Linked DNA regions of Mus musculus: regions 2 and 3 are each linked to region 1. The links are chromatin loops, found by intact Hi-C in ENCODE. Cell type or tissue: gastrocnemius. All regions are shown on one strand. Each heading gives the region's core, and the rest is flanking DNA. Links, peaks and the distances in the headings are about the cores only. Region 1 holds the start of Dmrt2 (doublesex and mab-3 related transcription factor 2). Region 2 has its middle 23 kb from the start of 1700048O14Rik. Region 3 holds the start of Smarca2 (SWI/SNF related, matrix associated, actin dependent regulator of chromatin, subfamily a, member 2).

Evidence for each region. Hi-C counts contacts between places; a loop is a spot of excess contacts. Peaks named below come from ENCODE experiments on the same cell type or tissue, not always from the same donor. Only the 100,000 strongest peaks of a DNase experiment are listed, where the experiment ranks them.
Region 2: it touches region 1 in a loop (2.2-fold over the local background); 3 of 42 quality-filtered maps call a loop at or near these places.
Region 3: a loop joins it to region 1, with 3 times the contacts of the local background. A loop is called at or near these places in 6 of 42 quality-filtered maps.

What each region holds. Positions count from the first base shown.
Region 1 is chr19:25,669,491-25,676,849 of GRCm38, reverse strand. It overlaps Dmrt2 (doublesex and mab-3 related transcription factor 2), which reads right to left and starts at 4,439. Exons shown (of 4, transcript NM_145831.3): 1 at 4,092-4,439; 2 at 2,874-3,434; 3 at 1,197-1,299. The coding sequence starts at 3,398. 2610016A17Rik (RIKEN cDNA 2610016A17 gene) reads left to right here and starts at 4,611. Exons shown (of 2, transcript NR_045347.1): 1 at 4,611-4,772; 2 at 5,405-5,716. In gastrocnemius, for the core only: a CTCF peak has its summit at 2,963; a DNase peak (open chromatin) is centred at 2,861; H3K4me3 peaks cover 2,500 bases; H3K27ac peaks cover 2,500 bases.
Region 2 is chr19:26,019,278-26,026,636 of GRCm38, reverse strand. No RefSeq gene overlaps it. Among named protein-coding and RNA genes, the nearest start is that of 1700048O14Rik, 23 kb to the left of the region's middle. In gastrocnemius, for the core only: no CTCF peak of the experiment used is centred there; a DNase peak (open chromatin) is centred at 4,212.
Region 3 is chr19:26,604,116-26,611,474 of GRCm38, reverse strand. Smarca2 (SWI/SNF related, matrix associated, actin dependent regulator of chromatin, subfamily a, member 2) reads right to left here and starts at 6,315. Exons shown (of 33, transcript NM_011416.2): 1 at 6,242-6,315. It overlaps Gm52395 (a long non-coding RNA gene), which reads left to right and starts at 4,965. Exons shown (of 7, transcript XR_003952911.1): 1 at 4,965-5,324; 2 at 5,426-6,226. In gastrocnemius, for the core only: a CTCF peak has its summit at 4,648 (motif pointing right); DNase peaks (open chromatin) are centred at 4,253, 4,655, 5,017 and 5,563; H3K4me3 peaks cover 2,500 bases; H3K27ac peaks cover 2,500 bases.

The sequences.
Region 1 (7,359 bases), core at 1,988-4,487:
AAATCAAAAGCCAAAATCTAATACAACATAAATAGAATGTTTACAGTACTTCTCTGCTCCCAAACACTCACCCACAGGTAGCAGATTTTTCTGAAGAAGCTAGAGTAGAGCTTGTGTTTACCCAGTGGCAAGCCCATTATGCTCATTTGCAAATAGAATAAAAGTGGAAAATGATTGTTTCCACTAGGCTAAGTGTTTGGCAAAAAGTTATTTACTTGAGTTGACTTTTCCATTGAGACGTGGAGTGTCTCAACTTGCTTTGGCAAAAATCTCAGTTCATCAATGAGGTTCCTATGCCTGTAGATGTTTGCAGGCTTTGTAACCAAACTCACTTTTGAGTCCTCAGGAACTCTTTCTAAGGTCAGAAGTGCACAGCACAGGCTGAGACACACACTTTAAACCTGTCCCGGATCAGCTAAACTCAGAAGACTCACAGGAAAGGAAGAAAAGAAAAAGAAATCCTCAACTGACCGCTAAGCCCTTCTTTCTCTAAGCTGAGCTGTAGGAAGGGGTAGTTTAAAGCAGATCAAAGTGGATGTAGCTTCACTTTAGATAAAGGGAAAGGAAAAATGACAATGGCCAGTGCAGTGCTTAGCCCATCGATAAATAAACTCCATGCTTTAGAAAATCGTCACTATTTTAAGAAAAATGAGCGTGTCTCTAGGGCTTGTGGGAAATGAAGGCAAGGGGAGAAGTTAACTAGCAGCAAGCAGTTTGCTTGTTTGGTCCAAAGCCTCTCCCAGTCTGCAGCCTTGACTGACAGAAGCCATAAGGTAGAAGTGTGGAGAGGTAACAACCGGCTAAACTTCCAAAGAGGAAAAGCACGCTAAAGAGTGAAACCTGAGGCTAGAGGAGACGCTTGGTCACAGTAGCTATAACCTTACTTAGTTTACTCTGCCCATTAAACTCCTTCAATAACTAAGAGAGTTGCGGGGGCGGGGGAGGGGGGGGTGTTCCAGGATCACTTGACAGTGAATTTTTCTATGTCGCTCACACTTGGGTAAATTTCACCAGGTGTAACAGCGGAGGATAATACTGTCTTAGTGGCCAAAATCTCTGTGAGTTTTTTGCCCCAAGGAAAACTTCTAATGAAAATTTGCTCCTTCCTGGGCTAATATATAGATCATGCATGGAAATATTAAGTATCTCTCAACTCGGTTTTTAAAAGCCAAAGGACAACTTGAAGTTATATTTACCTTCTAAAATGCTTTTGGCCAGCAAACTCGGCGCCCTGACTTGCCTCTGGTACACTGCTTTCCGATCGAAATTGTTCTGTTTCCCAGAAAGCCCCTTCTTGTCCTGTAAATTCAAGAAACAACTGTGAGGAGCAGCATCCAGAAAGCCTCTGAAACCACCCCAACCTTTAACGCATTTGTTTTGCCAACTCTTATGAGAAAAAAATCATTCCAAAATAATTAACGGGAGTGCCTCTTAATCTCACGAAGCTGAGAACACGTGTAGAGAGGGAGGTGAGACCCACAGTCAAGGAGACTTTAAGAACAGAGCCTAGAAAGATTGGGTGGGGGGATGGTTGCCTCCTCAGTGTGAAAGTGCCCAGGCTGTCACCCTACCTTGACACTGAGGCAGAACTTGATGCCCATTAGGCAGAATATTAACTGCCTCTGAGGACCAAAAAAAAAAAAAAAAAAAAAAAAAAATACAGGGTGGTTTCTCCCCTAGGTGGAGTAGACACTATGGGGTGCCAGAGTTTGAGGGGGGTCTTCTGTATTTATCTAGTTCTCTGGAGGAGGTGGTATACGTGAAGGCAGAAAAAAAAACTCTTAAGGGACACCAGCCTGGGAGTCCTCTGGTCACTGCCAGGTTACTCCCAACTAGCCCATCTAGGAAAGAGGTTGAACCCAGAGCCAGGGCCATCTGAGGTTCCCCAAGCCCGTCTGGTGAGTTTGAGCAGGTTCCCTTTGGAGTCACCCACTATATTCGGTGACCTAACTACCTCCCAGCACCTATCTGCAGGGGAAGTCAAATCGAAAGTTTTCCCGGGGAACCCGGGTAGAAGATCAATTGCAGAGCACTTGCCTAAAGGCCACCTCGGCCAGGGAAAACAATCAAACAATCACAGGAATAACGATAACAAAGAATTCAACATTTTGCCTAACCTCAGGTCTGAGAGGAGATTCTGTGAAACCTGCATCACTTCCCCCAAAGCAACAAGAGGAAGTATAAACTCCAGGGTTCAAAAGTCTCTCTAGGAGAAATCCTGACTTCTCACAACAGAACCGCACCGCACCGCACCGCACCGCACCGCACCGCACCGCACCGCACCGCACCGCACCGCACCGCACCGCACCGCACCGCACCGCACCGCACCGCACCGTGGGGACTGCTAAGACCTCTAAGCATTCTCTGGCAGGTCACATAGTCAATAGCCTTGGACTGAGGGGCCCTTAACTCCGCTGTCATATTGGTCTCATCCGGAAAATGGGCATCAAGTTCTGCCTAAGTATCAAGGTGGGGCGACACACAGTGACAGCACCGCGTGCTGCTTCATCCTGACTGGACATCAACCGCTCTGTCAACCACCTTCCTCCCTCCCCAACCACCTGCAAAACTAAACCCGAAAATATTTATTTTTATTGACTTTTCCGCGATGTCCCAAATGGACCTAATTCCTTTGCCTCTCAATGCTTTTTGAATAGGAGACTTTTTCAGCACTTTCTGCATCGAAGGCCACGGCTTTCCCTCCGGAACCCCGCAGGCTAGCGAGACAGTGTCTGAACCTCTCCTGCCAGGCGATCTGAGATCGAGGGTCACTGGGTTGTGTGAGTGGAAGCCCAGCTCCTTGCTGTAAGGGACTCCCTCATCCTGCCTGGGCGCGCACCCTGGAGACCTATCCCCAGCCTGTCGGCACCCACCTCTGTGGCCTGCTGCCTCCGGAGCGCCACCTGGGCGGCCATGACACGCTGGCGCTCCACCACCAGCAGGCAGTTGGCGCACTGGCAGTCCCGCCAGCGACAGAATCGCTTGTGGCCCTTGAGACAGGATACCACGCCGTGGTTGCGGCAGCGTGCGCACTTGGGTGTGCGGCTCAGTTTGCGCGGCTCTGCGCCGCCACCGGCGGTGGCACCGCGCTCAGGGGCGGCGGCGGCGGCTGGCAGCGCCTGAGCAGCAGGCGGTGGCCTGGGTGCCAGTCCCCCGGGCTGCTCTGGCCGGCCTGGCACCTCCGAGGACACGCCGGGCTCCTCGCCGTCACCCTCGTCCTCCACATCTTCATCCTCCTCTTCTTCGTCCTCGTCCTCCTCCCCATCGGCCGCCGCCGGACTGGGTTCCTGCGGCGGCGTGGCCCGCAGTGGAGTCCCACAGCTATCTTCCTCCAGGTCTAGGCTTTCCACGTCGATCTCCCAGTCCCCGACTCCCGGGACTGCCTGCCCTTCCGTCATGACACTAGACTGTCGTTCGGCTCGGTTGCCCGCGCGCTAGGGAGACAGAAAAAGGCCTAAAGACCCGTCGCAATTAGGGACCCTCTCTGAGACTCGGCCCAGAATTTCTGCAAGGCCAGCTTTCCCCCTTGAATTACTCAGTTTTCTTCTACAGGCCACACCCGAGATCCACAGTTCAACGAAGCTTGTATTTTACTAATTCTAAGTGGTCTGTGCACCTGACCTTTAACCTGAGTCCTGTCTGCCTTTCCAGACAAGTCACCCACTGACCTTACTAACTGGCCAGTTTAAGCCACTTGTCAGGCTTTTCCACAGCCAGTTAACATGGCCATGATAAATATAAAAATGTCGAAGGTACAACTATCTTTCCTTTTATTACAAGGGACCTTGAAACCTCGTTTTCCAAATGTCTCTCATTGACCTACACCACCACAAAGACTCTAGAGAGGTCTTCTCGTCCCTCCGGTTCCCCTAAACCGATGCTCTATATAGGACACACACAGGGAGTGGGGGACACAGCCATGAAGCTGAAGAAGCTGGTCTGGTATCAGTAGTGCTTGAGCCGCACAAGGTTGAGGGAACTTGATTTTCATCTTTAAGGCAAGACAACCAGAAACAGAAAGAAGCCGTAGTGAAGAGTCACGCCCCGTGCCCTCCCTGGCTCCCGAGCAGCGGCGACAACACAGCACTCACCAAGAACCAGGCTCAGGCTAGCAACCCAGTTAAAAGAGAGCCAGCTTCAGGATCTGTCCCCCGGAGCTGCAGGCAGTGGGAGCAAACAGAATTGGGTCTGAGAGCAGGAGGCGGGAGCCCACTGGATGGCGACCGGGGGACAGAGGCCGGAGGCGAGTCAAGGCCTCAGCAACCTCACCCCGTACATTCCAAATTCTGCAAAGTTCTGTTCGGTCCTCTGCACCCTGGATCGCCTCACTTCACTTCCCACTTCTGGTCCAAAGAGGACGGAAAAGGTCCGGCCCGGACCCAGGACTCCGCCTCAGGCGCACCCTGCTTGCTTTCGGCGCAGAGACACTCACTGCAGTCGGGGACCTGAGCTCCCCTTCCTAGTATTATCCACCACCCACCCCCACCCCGAGCTCTGCGTCCTCTGATTGGTTGGTTTTCAGGCGGTGTGCACGCCGATTGGCCGGAGCACTAGGGCTGAGCGCCCTCCTCCTCAGCCCAGTGGAAGCTTCCCTTTAGCGCTACTGCGCCGCCGGAGTCCACCCGCCAGCCTTCGCTGCAGCCGGGTCCCTGATCCAGAAGCTAAACCTAAAAATGTGGGCAGTGGTTGCGGCGGAGCAGTCGCCTTTTATCTCGCCGACTAGAGAACAAGCTGATTCTCGTACTCTTATACATCGCGTTGTTCTCGAGAAGGTAACTAAGGGGTAGAGATCAGAAAGGTTAGCGTTGATTTCTATCGATGATATCATAATCTCCGGTGTTTAACCATCGACCGGCAGTTGGGCCGAGAGAAGAGGCCACTCTAAAGTGGGCACTCTGGCATCCTTCTCTCCGCACGAACAAGTCCATGTTTATCTTGCTGGTCAGCGCCCAGATGTCTTACAAATATCTGTAGTTTGTGGATAACTCCGAGGTGCAAAGCAGTTCCTTACTTCCATAGAGCTTGCGAGGCAGGTGGCAGCAACGACTACAGCCCATCTACGGTTTCCTGTTATCAGTGGATAGCACAGTCCATTCTGGGAGCAAATAGAAATAAACCACGCCATTAGCAATTTTAGATACAAAAAAATATTCAATCTAAGCAAGCATTTATACAAAAACTTTTAAAACGTAGCAGCCTTTTAGCATGTGTGAATGAGTGATTATCAAGAAAACTAACTTTCTTCTCTCTCTCTCTCTCTCTTTCTCTCTCTCTCAAAATACCCTTCACAAAAATGTTTGAAACAAAGTCAAATTTCCCACGAATAATAGAGAAGTCCTTTAAGCAACGCGACAGTCTATTACCTTAAGCTAAATTTAAAAATCCCATCGATGCTTCTTTAAAGGGTTCTCCTTAAGATCCAGCCCTCCGCAGGAAGAGCGGGTTAGAAAACACATCAGAAAACAGGTTGTCGATTTCCTGGGCACGCGCTACAGTGGCGATGGATATCTGTTGATGGGAGAAAATTTCGGAGCTGATTCTTTTCCTCTAATCCGAACCTGTCAGAAAATTCCAAGTCAACCAAGCTCGCCTAAGTGAGAACAAAGACCAGCTGCCTGCCTGCCTGCCTCCCTGCCGGAAGCGCAGGTATTCTCAGGCCCTTGTGAGGTTGAACGCTTCCTAATATCCAGTTAATGTATAAAGATGACTTTCTATATGTTCCTGTAGATTTTTTTCTTTCAGTGTCTCTGGGGGCCTTGAGGGGCGACTTGTTAGCTTCAAGGCTCCCCACTGAGGCAGCGGGGGAACTAATCCTTGGTACCGGTTCCTCAGCACCCCCTAGTTTCCTCATTTGTGGTCTTCCTTATCTAACTTAACTCGCCTAATTTTTTTTCTAACCTGGGTGGGTGCGTTTAAGTTCTTGACTACAGTAGAAACGTGTTTTCTAACCTTCGTTTTCTCCAGTGATGAAAGTGAGGAGTCCTGAAATTCCCATTGTCCTTCGGGAAAGCTGGGGACCTGGTCAAGAACCTTGGACCAGGATAGCCCTCTGCCCTGAAGGGACAGAGTGAGGAGTCCTCGGCTCTCAGCCGGAAATGGTCGCAGCTGGTTTGCCACGGCCTCTTGGTTATTTGTTGTTCTTGTTGTGGTTGCTTTGTTTTTGTTTTCGTAGCTCCCTAGCTGTCTTGCAACCCTTCAGATGTTAGCACTTGGAGTTAGGGTTAGAGCCTCCATGACAGGATTAGGCACTGGTCTTTTGTGTGTTGTTTTGTTTTTGTCAAATCATGCTGAGTTTTCTTCCACGAGAGCAACACCGAGACACACACACACACACACACACACACACACACACACACAGGAGACAGTCTTCTACCTTTGCAAACAGGCAGTCTGTGCGCATCTGCCCTCCGATTGAAAATGAACTATAACTCCACCACTCTACCCTGCCAGATCATGTGGATAACGGGCTAGGTTTTTATTCATGGCTTGTATAGCCCCTAAGAAGATAGAAGATAATTAGCCCTTCGCAAGTAATTTTAAATATTAACAAAGTTGAGAAAATGGGTTCGCTTGCTACCAGATGGCAGAGAGTAGAGCCGGGAGGGGAGCTTGTGAGTAGCTGTTTCCTGAACTGAAAGTAAACAGGACTAGGGAGCCCAGGAGCCTTTGTACTGGGCCAAACTTTAAACATCACTTGAGGAGGAGACAAATAACATTCCTGTGTATGAACCAGTCAGATGAGGCCAAAACAGGGAAATGGGGTTTGGGGATAGGGAGCCCTAAGACAGGGGACTAGCCCTTGGGAGTGTTATAGGGCAAAGACCAGGCTCTCTATGGTGGGCAGACTAGAAAAGGGGTGCTGAAGAGCCAGCCTACAGGCTTAGCTAGACCTCTAGCAGGTGGATACTCCCCTCTGGGAAGGACATCTTCTCCAGCACCCCAAGGACAGGTGAGGTGGGGGGAACAAAGGGCAATAACTTCATTGCTATCTAGGGATCCCCTTCCCCTCCACTTCATCTCTTTCCTCTGTGTGACCTCCCTCCTTATACCACCATCTGTGAGCTTCAGGACACGCAGCTGTAACCAAGAGCCTGTTGAATTACATCCTCTGGTCTTGAGGCCCTCCAGGGAACCACTTTCCCACCAGCGGCTGGAAAGTGAGATGGCTCTAGCGAGGAAGGTGGGGATTTACCCTAGGACAAACTTCAGGAAGTCCAGGACACTCCCATACTCTTAAGTGAAATTGTGAGTGCTTCTTCGGGGGGGCGGGGGGGGGAGGGAATAAATGGCCATGCCTTTTATTGAACCGCCAACGGATTCCAGAGTTACACAAACTCTTCAGTAAACTAAATGTTCAGG
Region 2 (7,359 bases), core at 2,915-5,414, 350 kb before region 1:
CTAGTTCCTCAACACCAAACAGGAAAACCTCGTTCTTAAGATGGAGGAGATAGCCTTTGCTTGCCACACTGAATCTGGATTACATATTAAATGAGAAATGCTCTTCTCGAGCCAGGTTCACAGTGAAGTAAAGAACAAGTGACCTTCTCAGCCAACGATGCATCCAATAAACTGGCTGGAAATCTGCCCTGTGAGCGCACAGAATCAGAAAGTAAAATAAAACACAAAGACTGCATCCCATTCTTCTCATTTCTGCCTCTTGCTACAAGCCATTCTCCCCAGAGCTTTGCTCTAACCCAGTTGCCAAGGAGGCTTGAGGGGTTATCCTCTCTGACACACCATTAAGGATCCTGTGGGCCCTCCTGGGGATATTCCAAAAGCATTCTGTAGGGAAACTGGCTCCTTCTCCAGGCTCATCATATGGAAAGTATATTTCTCTACACAGCTGGCAAACAAATCTCTTTGAAGGAGATAGCCAAGAGGCCGAGGTTGGCCCTCATGTAATGAGTTCAGCATCTTTCCCTCTCCCCAGCCTGTAATATTCTTCTTCTCTTGTAGTTATTTATTATTCAATATTTATATAAGCTATAAATGTGCAGAGCACTGCACAATATCACAGAGACAGCCAATGCGTTAATGACACCTTCTCCTAAAGAAATGAAAAGGGACCTTCAAGTGAAGCCCATAAGCAAAAGCTACCAACAAGAGTGAGAGACTGGCGGATGGCTGAAGTCATTCAGTGTCACGGATATACCTTAGGCACCAGACCTACCCTGCTGTGCTTTCAAGGAGGAAGTGGCTCTGCCTCTTCTCTGTGCCTCTGCTTTTTCATACTTGTTTTGTAAACAAAAGGCAGACATAGTAGCTTAGAATTAAGGCATGCATCATAAATTACAACTCCTATTTCCAGGCTGTATCAAAGGTAGTGTGGAAGTTAGTCTAAACATGAGGTGTGTAAGGTATGGAATATCCCATCAATATTTCTTATAGCCTACTTGAAAATAAATTGTCATGATGGTCTCCAGCACAGATCTGAATGGTTTCTCTGCTACTCGGGAAATGGGTGCAATAAAAGCCATGGAAGAACTATCCAAGGTCATGTCACTAGAAAAAAAAAAAAAAAAAAAAAAAAAACGACAGAGCTGGAGTGTAACAATTCCCTGATCTAAGACTGCAGTTCTCCCTGGGCTGAGTCATTGCCTCTCACTGTACCTTCCTTCCTTGCTCTGAGCTTTGGTTCTTCATCAGCTGTTTTCTCTGGTTCCCCCCAAATATCTATTTCTCCTTTACCTTAAACCCCAGGCATCCCCCCCCGCCAGAACCTCAGCCTCCTTATTTCTCTCTGAGGCTCCTTTGTCTGATTTGTTTCCATGGATTCCCTCTGAAGTCACACCCATAGTCTTTCACATTGCAACCATCACCCCTTTATGGTGAAGCCGATTACTTCTCCAACCCTGTACTGACAACCAGGAAAAGGTTACAAATTTGGAGTCAAGCAACCCTAAGGCAAAATATGAGTACTTCTACCTAGCGTCTGTGTGACCTTGTTAAGCTCTCTAGCACTATAGTTCATCTTTAGTATGAGGCTAAAGGCTTAAACATACAGCCTGAGATTCAGTCTCCCCCAGCTCCTAGGGAGCTCTCTTGCTTCTGTTTCTCCCGAGACCCTGACATGGATACAGTAGTAAACCATGCTCATCGCAAGTCTGTCACATCTCTACTCTCCAATATCTCTACATCCATCTTCTGGATCTGACATCTGAGACGTCCTTTCCATTTCCAAATATAATCTGTAAAGGTGACCTCTGTACCTGAAATGCATTTGCTCTTGAGATTGGTCGCTACGTCTACGTACTAGTCATCATTCCTATAAATTACAGGATGGACTTTGCAATCATACCCTCTTCCTCCCAGCCAGAATTAGTCATTTCGGGACACACAAGCCCTGCCACCACTTCCCTATAAGAGAGAGCAGGGGCATCATCTTTGGTGGGGGGTGCTCTATTTGCAGCAAGCAATTGAGATCTGGATCTAGCAAATGTTCAACAGGGCCCTGTTGAATAACTAACTGTATCCTACTGAACATCACTTCTCAGTGACTAGTGCACACCGATCTTCACCTACCTTATACTCCTGCTGTTCCTGTTTCCATCCCATAATAGGTACTAAATGAGAATATATTAGTAATCTAATCTTTACACATCTTCTATTCATAAAAAGTACTTTAAGAGCTTGTAGAATACTTGCTCAGCAAGCACAAAGCTCTGGATTAGACTCACAGCTCTTCATAAAGTAGATATGCTAATTCATGACAGTACTGAGGATGTGAAGGCAGGAGGATCGGAAGTTCAAGGTCACTCCAGGCTATATAGCAAGTTTGAGTGCAGACAGATCTATGTGAAACCATGTCTAAAACGAACAGAGCCAAGGCAAAACAAAAATAACCAAAAGAATAGTTTAAATACTATTATTTACCCCCAAAATATTTGCAATACTGAACAGTGAAAAGTATTTACTCCTTTGATCAGAACAAAGATTTGAACCCAATAAGGCACATGTAGTTATCCTTCACAAAGATAAAAAAATTACAGATGGAAAGTTTGTTTGAAACATTAAAAATGTCCCTAACACTTTTAGAACCAAATTTATGCTATTTACAGTCCTTGTAACATTGCAAATTGTCATGGCTATTTCCACATTGTAGGAGGTCTATGGTTCTCAGAATACCTTTACCACCAAAATGAGATGCTCTCAAACTTCAGAAATAATATAAAACAGTCTATTACCTGAGAAACAATCTTGTTTTCAATGCTAAGTCATCTCTTTGGGAAAGAGTATTTTCAAAATCAACCCAAGATTAATTTGGAGGTGTCTTATTATCACTGAATAGTTAAGGATGAGTTCGAAACAGTCACTGCTTTGAATGTTTTTAAAACTTTGACAAAAGCAAAGGTCACTGACTTGCTGAGCCTTTGATAATGGTGCGTGGAGGCAAACTAAAAGTTTAGGTTTTGTTTTTTTTTTGGGGGGGGGGAGAAGCTCATTGCAGAGAAAACTGAATTAAAATGAGAGAATCAAAATGGGACACCTTTTCCCCAGAGGATGAAGTTTAGGAATTGAAAGTAGAAGAGAGGTGGTGTGGAAGAGGAAAGGGCAGGAGAGGACCATGGGGTGGTTATAGTGAAAATACAGGGTATTCCTGAGTGAAAAATACCATTAGGAAGAATACTACCTCATAGTATATGCTAACAAAAACTAAGCATAAACCAGACATGGTAGGGCATGGTTATAATCCCAGCACTCAGGAGTTGAGGTAGGGAGGATGGCTATAAATTCAAGGTCAACCAGAACTTCATAGGGAGATCCTAGCCTGCTTGGGCCAAATTGTAAGACCCTATCTGTACTGGTTGGTTTTGTGTGTCAACTTGACACAGGCTGGAGTTATCACAAAGAAAGGAGCCTCTCTTGAGGAAATGCCTCCATGAGATCCAGCTGTAAGGCATTTTCTCAATTAGTGATCGAGGGGAGAGGGCCCCTTGTTGGGTGGTGCCATCCCTGGGCTGGTAGTCTTGGATTCTATAAGAAAGCAAGCTGAGCAAGCCAGGGGAAGCAAGCCAGTAAGTAGCATCCCTCCATGGCCTCTGCATCAGCTCCTGCTTCCTGACCTGCTTGAGTTCCAGTCCTGACTTCCTGTGGTGATCAACAGCAGTGTGGGAAGTGTAAGCTAAATAAACCCTTTCCTCCCCAACTTGCTTCTTGGTCATGATGTTTGTGCAGGAATAAAAACCTAACTAAGACACTATCTCAAAATAATTAATTAATTAATTAATTTTAAAAGGAAACATTTATACTAATTTATTAGAGATAAAGTTAAAAAATAAGATTATTTCTCCAACACCCAACCTGTTGTTCATGTACCTGAGTCAGCCTATCGCCCACATTCCGGAGTAAAACTCCACATACGTGTGTTTTTCAGTCCGTAGAATGCTGGAGTTTCTGTGCCCTGCTCTCCTCAGCACTCTGCTTGCCCATCCTACGATCTCTCTCTAGGATGCTCCTTAGTAGAGTTAACGGTCCCTCATGTGGCTTCACTTCGCACCCAGGCCAGGAGAGTACTGTCCAGCTCTGCCTTGAGCTCTTGGGTTCTGCACAAACTACAAGCCTGGCAGGGACTTCCTGCTGGGAGGTACAGCCTCGCTCACTCTCCCTAGCAAGCCAGACAGCACCCACTGCCAACCGTTCCTGGCTCTCTGTGTGCAGAACTTGAAGGGTTCGAGGGGCCTCCATCTGGATTTCCACTTCAGCAATGCAGCTGCTAAGGCTTATCTCTTGATAGCAGCCAGAGCTTTGTAATAGGCCTGTTAAAAGGTATTTTTTGGTGCATCAGCCTTGGCTATGTGAAATATTCTGAACTTAATAGGATGGCTCCCTTCTCTGCCTTTACCTTACAGTCCAGGACAGACGTTGCGATCACTAATGATGGCTTCCAAATACCTTCAAACCCTCTACATGATGAATGTGTTAGCTCCTATCACTAGGCTGGCTTTTTTTCTTTTTTCTTTCCTTTCCTTTTTTTTTTTTTTTTTTTTTTTTTTTTTTTTTGTACATAGTTAAAACTGAGAACAACTGAACCTTAATGCTCAAACAGCAATAGTAGGCCAATGTTTAAGGCATGGTCACAAGCAGGACTGGCTAAGGAAACATGTCGTTTTACACTCTGGGCCAGGGAAGGCACAACTCATTACTGTTCACACTCCACAAAAAGAAAATTTAAAAAAATATCATCTCCACTTAAGAACAGATTTATTGCTTCCTAACTCTCAGAAATGGCAGGTGGGTGTGCTCTTAAACTCTCTCTCAGACAAATCAGACGAGTCAAGAGAAGCTAATCCTACCCACCTTGCCCCTGTATCCCCCTCCACCAGAAACATGCAGAGAGAATGCCGTCCACTATGCGAGAATTACTTGCATCTGTGTGGGTAATTTTGACAGTGACAAAAAGAAAGGATTTATTTAAGGGAAATCCACACTGAAGACTGGATTTTCAAGAAAACGTGTGTTAGTGTTACCCCATTCCTCGGAGACAAAAGGAGTGTATCCCAAGGTTTAAGATTTAATGAGAATTTGGGAGAGCAGACCAAATCATGGCCACAGAAGATAAATTATAGGCAATTAGGTCTGCATTTGATCCGTTTTCCAGTGTGCTAAGCTTCACTTGCAACCTGTCTGCAGATCTGCATTTTGCTGCGCAACCTGTGCTTTGCCTCTGAGAACATACGGAATGAAATATCTCTGCACTGATACCCAGAACTCCGGCCATAAACAAGCTCAGATTATGTTTGCAGGAGGCAGGGTATTGGGTTACTGAGTCCTTCCGGGGCACATTTGTCACAATCCCATTGAAATTCAAGTGAGCTGGCAGAGGAGCTCTCATTTGCGAAGAAGAAATGTGAGGGTTATGCCAGTGGGCAGAGCTGCCGAGCTAGCAGGTGTTTGCCATGATTATCAGACACTGGCTCTAAGTCTGCCTAAGCCTGGCTGCATCAAAATTACCTGGAAACACCACCGAAAATACAAATTTCCTGGATTCTACTTGCTAGAGGCTAAACTGGATCTTCCTCCAAATCCTGAATGGCCTAGTCATTTAGAACGTGATTGTGTTTGCAGACAAGGCCTTTAAGGAGATACTTAAGGTTTCAAAAGGTCACAGAAAAGACCCTAAACTAAGAAAAGATTGGGACACAGACAAGCACAGAGGGGAGTCTACCTGAAATCAGAGAGGATAAGACAGCTACCTACAAGCTGAGGAAAGAAACCTTAAAAGAAACCAGTCCTATCCCATGTATTAAGCTCAGCAGTTTCCAGAACAGTAAAGGAATAGAAATCTCTTGTTGAAGTCACCCAGTCTGTGGTATTTTGTTATTCATGCTGACTGACTAATGCCTCCTCTATACAAAATGAACATATTCTTGAAAAGTCCGGAGCAGGCACGAGTCTATGAGACTAGCATACCATCGTTGAGAGCCAACAGTGTAGACTTGATTCCAAGAACAAAACAGTTTCATTCAGTGACTTGTCACCTTGACCTACTCTGACTGTGACCAAGGGTTAGACTCATGCTTGCCGCAGAAATACTGTGTTTGTGCACAGGGAAGTTCATTTTCCTTTCTTCTAACTTGCTCCCTGGGAAGTCATTGCTACATTACGGTTCTCAAAGTATCAAAGGAACCTCCAAATTGTTTCTACCAAAGCCATTTGAAAGTCAGCTCAAGTAGGATATTTTTAAACCATGCAGAAATCTATGTCCTGAAAAAAAATGTAATGAGAGAAAAGTATCTGATTACTAAAATTCTGGACAATGATTAATGAAAAAGAGGGCTGAAGTCACTCATAAGCTCATGAAGTATGTGTTTAAGAAAGGAGGCAGTTCTGAGAATTGTATCCTGGTTATTTGGAGCTTTGGGGCTAATATCCACTTATCAGTGAGTACATGCCATGTGTGTTCTTTTGTGATTCGTTTACCTCACTCAGGATGATATTTTCTAGTTCTATCCATTTACCTAAGAATTTCATGAATTCATCATTTTTAATAGCTGAGTAGTACTCCACTGTGTAAATGTACCACATTTTCTGTATCCATTCCTCTGTTGAGGGACATCTGGGTTCTTTCCAGCTCCTGGCTATTAGAAATAAGACTGCTATGAACATAGTGGAACATGCGTCCTTATTACATGTTGGAGCATCTTCTGGGTATATGCCCAGGAGTGGTAAAGCTGGATCATCAGGTACTACTATGCCCAGTTTTCTCAGGCACCACCAAACTGATTTCCAGAGTGGTTGTACCAGCTTGCAATCCCACCAACAATGGAGGAGTATTCCTCTTTCTCCACATCCTCACCAGTGTCTGCTGTCACCTGAGTTTTTTGATCTTAGCCATTCTGACTGCTGTGAGGTGGAATCTCAGGGTTGTTTTAATTTGCATTTCTCCCATGACTAAGGATGTTGAACAATTTTTTTCAGGTGTTTCTCAGCCATTCGGTATTCCTCAGTTGAGAATTCTTTGTTTAGCACTGTACCCCATTTTTAATAGGGTTATTTGTTTCTCTGGACTCTTAACTTTTTGAGTTCTTTGTATAGATTGGATATTAGACCTCTATCAGATGTAGGATTGGTAAAGATCTTTTCCCAATCTGTTGATTGTCTTTTTGTCCTATTAACAGTGTACTTTGCCTTACAGAAGCTTTGCAATTTTATGAGGGCCCACTTGTCAATTCTTGATCTTGCAGCACAAGCCATTGCTGTTCTGTTCAGGAATCTTTCCCCTGTGCCCATATCTTTGAGGCTCTTCCCCACTTTCTC
Region 3 (7,359 bases), core at 3,189-5,688, 930 kb before region 1:
TTAACCCCCAAATGCCAAATCCAGTATTTTGTTTGGTTTTGTTTTTTAAAGAAGAGGGGATTATAATTATACCTTAATGGCTTTTAAACTAGGTTTTATTTCAGCCTCAACTTCTGGGGATTCCATTCATCAATTACAAACCCCAGACCATACGTAGATTAAGTAATTTGTTTTGAAAAGTTTCTAAGACAGTAGTGTTTGCACAAATGTAGAACATATAATGGTATAGGACTGAAGCTTACCCACCTAAAACTTGAATAAGCCTTGGGAAGACCACTATACCTGTTTTGACCTAGACCAAGAGGTCCTTTTCCAGTGTGCATCCAGTGGTAGGCAAGGAATTGAAACCCAGAAAGGTTCAGTGGACCTCTTGATGACAGACTGGTTCCTAAATGGTTACTGTCATGCATTTCAGGGATTCACTGTTGAGTTCCGATTATGACTGTGCCAGTCAGGGAACATTGGGCATATTAAAGATAAGTTGGCCTAAAGTTATAGTTTGGTAATATAAGATGCTATAAATCACATAGAAGTATAGCCTGATTATACCTGTCACAATGCCCCACAGGCCCTCAAAGAACCAGTAAAATATCACTATTCATACAAAGTTTCCCAAAAGTCCAGAAATAAATTGTGTGTTAAGGATGCCATTGGTGGAGAATTTGCCTGGCATACACAAAGTCCCGTGTTCTGTCCTTAGCTCCAGGTGTGGCGATACACAGCTGTAATTCCAGTAAAGATATAGGAGCAGGCAGATTGTGAATTCTGGGCCTGTCTGGCATACATAAGGCTTTGTCTCCAAAAAGCAAACACATAAAAAAATGAGAATTTACATCCTTATCCAATACATCACTCTAGGTGATCATGTGAGAGAATTAATGAGATGGTTCTAGTCAATATTTAAAACCTCATCATTTAGCTACTGGCTCCATCGGATCCCTTAGACAAACTGCTGAACTATAATTATTCAAGTATTTAAATTATATTAAAAAAAAACTTAAGTACTTGAAAGTGCAGATATTCACACTTTCAAAAAAAGGTACTAACAATAATATGGAAAATAATAAAGATAATAAACAGTAAGAGAGACATAAAGTCTTTCAAACCCAGTTTTCAAGAACCTATTTAACTTGGTAATAAATCTCTTAGGCAAAAAATATGCTCTTTCACAAACTCTGGCAAGGCTTAGTATTAGACTCCTGTGTTCTCTAATTAACACAAAGTCACAACTTTCTGTATAGAGAAAAACAAAGGCCTTACAACTTCCCAAACACTCTGCCAAATAAATTACCAACATCTGTACTATCTATACCCAATTACTTATATAATGGCTCATAATTTTATTAACTAGTTAGATATTAAAAGTTACACACACACATAGTTTTTCTGAACAATGACAGGGAAAAATAAATAAAAAACAATCTCCAAATCTGGCTTTTCATACGAGAGACATTTGCTCATTTGCTCATTAGAAATTACCACAGAGAGGAACTGTGGATCATAGTTTTCTTCCTTCCACAGCATCTTAAGCAGAAACAGTTTGAATCCTAACTTCTGGTGGCCCAGACTGGCTGGCCCTCCTTCACAATGCTGAGACTGGGGAACAGTCCTCAGCGTGGTGCCTGAGATAAGTCAGGAGTCTTCATGGCAGCATGTCAAAATGTCATAAATACTGATTCATTATTTCTCTAGAGCAGCAGAAAGCTGCTGACCTAGGAAGGTTGACAAAGGCCTTGTTTACAAAGGAAGACTTCTAAGGGAGGGAAAAACCTGGGACCCCTGGAGGACAGCCCCACTTCCATAATTTATGAAACTTCTCTGTTTATGGTCCTCCAAAACACAGCGCGCCTTTAAAATGAAACGTCAAAATATTACATATTATACAGTATCCTAGACTATCCAAGCTGCCCCCTAGAAGAGAAAGATGTGCTCTTACCCCCACCTGCAGAACGGTTTATTTTCAACTTACAAAGAAACAGAGCTTTAAATAACTACCTGCAAAGGGGTTACTTTCTAAGTATACTGTGTCAGAATACTTAAATAAAAAAAAAAAAAAAAAGAATTCAAGCACTAACCATACAAGAGACACACTTTTATTGCTGTTAGTTCTAAGCCTTAGGTGTTGGGCAGAGCATTTTTTTTTTCAAGAAACTTGATGAGAAATGTTTAAAAAAAAAACCCACTTTACAAAAGAACAAAAGCAAAGATCTAAGGCTGCTTTGAACAGGCTCTGTGGTGTTTTCTGTGAGACACCAGAGTGCAGTCAGATCCAATGCTGGACTGTGAGTGATACAAGTCCCTAGAGAAAGGCTGCATGAGGTGGGCTCTCCCTCCCTCCCTGTCAAAGGTTCTGACAGTCCCAAATCCTACCTCATTTAAAAAACATTCTCTACCAATATGGCCCCACTTTTAAAAGGCCTCAACAAAACCTAGATAGCACTCTATAGCTATCTCTATCTCTACCTCTATCCTGTGGATTATTTTCCCCCTCAACCTACCTTAACAACAGGTGTCTCTATATCTCCCAGTTTTTCAGTAGTAAACATTTGAGATGAAAGGACCATTTTGCTATTTTATTCTTAAGGTTTTCTTTTTTCTTAAAACGTATCCTAGAGTATATTGACTGTACAAGACAATGCGTTTCCTTATGGCATTTTCACACAAGTTCACGGCACACTTTAACCCAATTACCTTCTTGTCCTTAGTCCCTAGTCCCCCAACCCCACTTTGGGCTCCCTTCCTCAACTATCCAAATGTAGTATTTTAAAAGCCAGTCAGCAAGCCGGGAGGAATAAAAGGGCAATTAGATTCTGAAAAGAAAAAAGTGTGCCTTCATTTGCATAATAATGCCACCTAAGAAACAACCCAGTCACGCCTCCTAACCCTTCAACTGTGTGTACTTAGACTTCATCCCGAAGCCTGACAAGTCCCCGGGGAGGGAGCAGCTTCAGGTAAAGTCACAAATTGGAGGAAAACCTTGCTGGAAACACTAGACTGTGCGTTTGTGAGTATATGCACACATAACACCGACCATGGCATTTTATACTGGACGAGTTCTCACTGTTTTCTGAGTGGTGGAGAGGATTTTTGTGCTATACAAACCGAAGAAAGTCTCAAACCATCTTAGGTGTTCCCACCAGCAAGGCAAGCAAGCCAGGTGAAAAGAAGTCTGAAGATTAACTGAAACTTCAAACAGCACCACAAGGCACAAAGAACAAACGTGAGTACTTAACGTCTTCCTTATGTTCCATTGTTAAACATACAAAGGAATCTGTGTCAACGAGATGACTAAAAAGGACACAATGATGACACCTCTATAAAACAGTGCTAACTCCGGTCACTCTGCTGTTTTCAAAAGTACCAACCTCCACTGCACCGGGGAGGAGGGGATAATGGAGACAGCCTGGCAAAACTCCCCAAAAGTTATATAAACAAAGGAGGGAGAAGCCCAGTGTGGGCTTCGCACCCATGTGCCACTAAAATTACATAACACCCGGTGCAGACACTGAATGAGGAATGATTCTGCACTACGCCCTCGCTCTCTCCCCTCCTACACCATCCTCCTTCGCTTTAAACACCCCCAAGGGCCCCCGCGAGAGAGTGGACCGCTTGGGGTGTTTATTTTCTTCGTGGAGTAAATCCTGCGAGAGTTGGAAGCACATTTAGGCCCGAAGTTTGAACGTGCAACAGCCGCAGGGCACAGCGACTCACTCTCTCCGGACCTGGAGCAGAAAGAACTGACCACGCCAGCCACCCGCGAGGCCTCCATCTCCCCCGCGCAGTGCCTCCCGCTGGAAAGTTTTCCCTGCAATCGATTGCCTGCCTGACTTTGCACGGAAGGCGAGCCAAAGATGGGAGGGGGGTCGGCAGAGAAAGACCTAGAAAGCTCAGCGGGCGGCGGCGGCGACAGCGGGAGGAGCCGGCTCCTTACCTGGGCGACGCTGAACGGCCAGGGCTCTCGAGCTGGCGCCGCCCGGGGCTGCGAGGGAGCGGTGTGCACAGCGCGGCTTAGGCCGGCGCCCGCGGCCCGGCCCCCGCCACCTCCTCTTCCTCCCTCGCGCGCGTCATGTCACGGCGATCAAACACGTCTGTGCGCTTCGCCGCGGTGACTTCCTGATTCTCCGCCGCTCGCGCGCGCCACGCACTCGCCCTCGCCGCCGCACGCACCGCCACCGCCTCCCGCCGCCAGACCCAGCCGGCTCTGCGTCCGGCTCCCGGGAGTGCTCCGGCTAGAGACGCAGCCCGCGCAGCTCGCCACTCACTGGTCCCTAGCGCACTGCACACTCACGCCAGCCCGCCGCCCCCTCCAGCCCCTCCATCCGACTTGCAGCACTGCCAAACTTTTTTTTTCCGGGTTGATTGGTGTCCAACTTCCCTCCGCCCCCATCCCCCAGGCAGCCCTACCAGCCCGGCGCTCACCACTATCCGCAGCGAATAGCAACCGGTATAAAAAAATAATAATGTAATCCAGGCCGCAGGGGTGAATGCAGACACCCGCACCCGGCGATCTCCTGCAGGTACCGGAAACCAGCGTGAGCGCCCGGGCCGGAGCGCGGGTGTCCCCTAGAGTCCTCAGCGCTGCGCCCCGCCCGGAGCGGTGTCACTGCGTCCAGGCTGCGCGGCCTGGTGCGGGGCACCGGGGGGCACTGTGCTGGTGTGCGCTTGGTGGCTGGAGGGCGCCCAGGGGCTGGCGCGCTGGACCGGTGATTTGGGGAAGTACATCGCGACACCTATGCAGATGGCGTGGCCCTGTTTTGCAACGCCAATGGGAGGGGAGGCAGCCCAGCGATGGGGGAGGAGGAGGAGGCAAGGGAAGGGGTGAACTATGTTGGGATGGGAATAAAGCAAACTCGAAAGCAGGGAGCAAGAAGGAAGGGGTGAGTGTCATCGCTAGGAGGAGGCTCCCACCGGCTCTCCCCGCCTCCCTCCTTCGCCACCCCCTGTTTCCTCCCCACTGCAGCCCTTCCCCTTCCCGGGCGAACGCCGCGGCCGCTGCCCGGGTGCGTGCGGGTCCTGTTGTGACAGTCAGGCAGAGAGGATTATCCGGATCATGGCCTCCCCAGCCCTCAGCCGCCGTGGCTCTCCCGGGTCCCTGTGCGCCCCTGACACTCAGACCATCCCAGGCGCCCCGCGTCTGCAGCTTCCTCGGCGCTTGCCAAGGAAAGACACCAAGCAAAAGAAAACAAACCCAGAGAGGGGAGGGGAGGCTAACAGAGCCTAGTGGACACCTCGGACCTCTTTCCTTGGGGCTTCCTTCCACCCTCTGTAATGAGACCCGGGCTGGACACCCCGAACTTCAACATCCTAGCCCGCGCTGCCTCTAGGTACCAGACAAGAGGGTCCGCGGCGCCACGGCCATAGCCCCCGGGGCCAACCCTTTCACCTAAAGGCCTGTCACCAATCAACATTCCCTTCCCTGCCCTAGGGAACCCCGGGAGTGGAGGTGACACCTCGGAGCCCCAAGGCACCAACCCTGTGGTAGTGGCCGCCGCCCGCTCAGTGCGCCATCCCAGACTACTACCGCCAAGATCTGCTCTCGTCCCCGCAGCCGGAGCCCTTTAAACAAGTCCCCGGGAGGCGAATAGCAGCCGTGTTGGTTGGCGCCCTGCCGCCAGCCCGGGCTCCTCACCCTCCTTCCCTCCTTTCCTGTTCCCTTCCAACTCTAACGGGGAGGATGGCTCGGGGTGAACTGTCGCGTTTCCAGTCCCCCGCCTCCCAACCCCTCCGCCCCCCGGCCCGGAGTTCCCAAATCCCCCTCTCCTCTTGCCACTAGCCCTCCCCACCTCTGCTTTTTAGGGGATAGGAGGGGGGGGGGGATGCAACCTGGCGGAGAGTGTGTTGCAACCCTGAGTTGGCAGCGCATCACTGTCAACCTGCCCAGGGTCAAGGCTGTGACATGTTGGGATTTCTTCTCCTTGCCCCCTCGAAGTAGTAATTATTACTGTTATTATTAGAACGGCGAGGTTCGGTTGAAACTTTGTTTCTTTTATCGCCACCCGGGAGCTGTGGTTAGAGCATTCCACCTGAGGCCCGCGGGGAAGAGGCGGGCTTTTTTGTTGTTGTAGCGGTTGGCCCGCCTGTTTGTTTTGGTCTTCCAGCATGCACAATAAATAATGATTAGGATAAGGATGCATAATCCGGGGCGAAGGCGGCGCGGTGCCCAAGGGGTTCGGCGGCCGCTGCGGCTGCTGTAAGGCCGGAGCCGTGGAGAGAAGAGAAAGGAGTTGTAAGTTATATTTACCTTGCTCGCGAGCAGTGTGCTGGCTGAATCTTCCCTCTCTGAGTCACCCAGAGTACAGAAACAGAGGGAGCGAGGACTAGATTATGAATATGACTTCATTGATGACAGCCGTCCCCTCCTCTTCCTAAACTCGGGCTCCGCCCCGCGTCCCACCCTCGCCGCCTCCACGGGCGCCGGAAGACGCGCCGCAGTTGGCCCCGCGAGCCGCTCCTCCCTGCCCGGCCCGGCGCGGGTTGGTGGGACGCTCCTGTCACTCGCCCTGCTCAGCGACTCCGGGAGCGCGCGGGGGGAGCAGGGGGCGGTGTGCAAGAATGTGGATCTAGACAGCTCTACTGTATGCGTGGATCTGTGTGTGTCTGCGAGGCGCCGGCTCTCCGCCGTGTTTGTGCCTGGAGCAGAGAAACTGCGCAGGACAAGCAACCAGCCCGCAGCCCTGCTGGACTCGGGAGCCGCACATCCTTTAGCTGGCAGTAGCCTTCCGAGCTTCTCCGAGGAGACTGGGGGAACCCCCCGAAGCGAAGGGGAGGGCAGCCGTAGTAATCGAGCGTAGTAGTTCTGGGGAATGTGGAGACCGTGCTGGAATTTAAGTGTGCCTGCGCCTGCCAGCTCGAGCCTGCAGAGAGAAAGGGAGGGGACGGCGGGGGCAGGGCTCCGGGTGGCACCAAAGCTGTTTGTGGCAGTGTTGGCCGCGGGGGTGGGAGGGAATGGGCATTATCATACGAGCTGAAACTTTTTCGACCCCCGCCTCCTCCCCGTTTCTCTCAAGGCTGTCATAAATTTGCGTTCTTCCCACCCATCCCCAGCCCCCAGTGAAAAGGGAGGCGGCACAAAGAGCGAGCTTGCCAAATCTGTCTCATCCCTAAAGGACTGCAAGCTTCCAAATGCCAGAGAAGAGAAACAGCTGAGAGGCCGGCCGCCTAGTAAATAAATAAACCCAGATAAACCCTCCTAACCCCTCTGTTTACTTCGGAAAGGCACGAAGCACTTTCACCTCCCCTCACCTGTCGTCTTCGAATAAAATATACATAAAAATGTGGGAGGAGAGAACGACCCGCGAGGGTAGGGCGGGAGAGTCAGGGGGCAGCTGAACCATGGGATCTGCTTTTGATTTAAAAAGG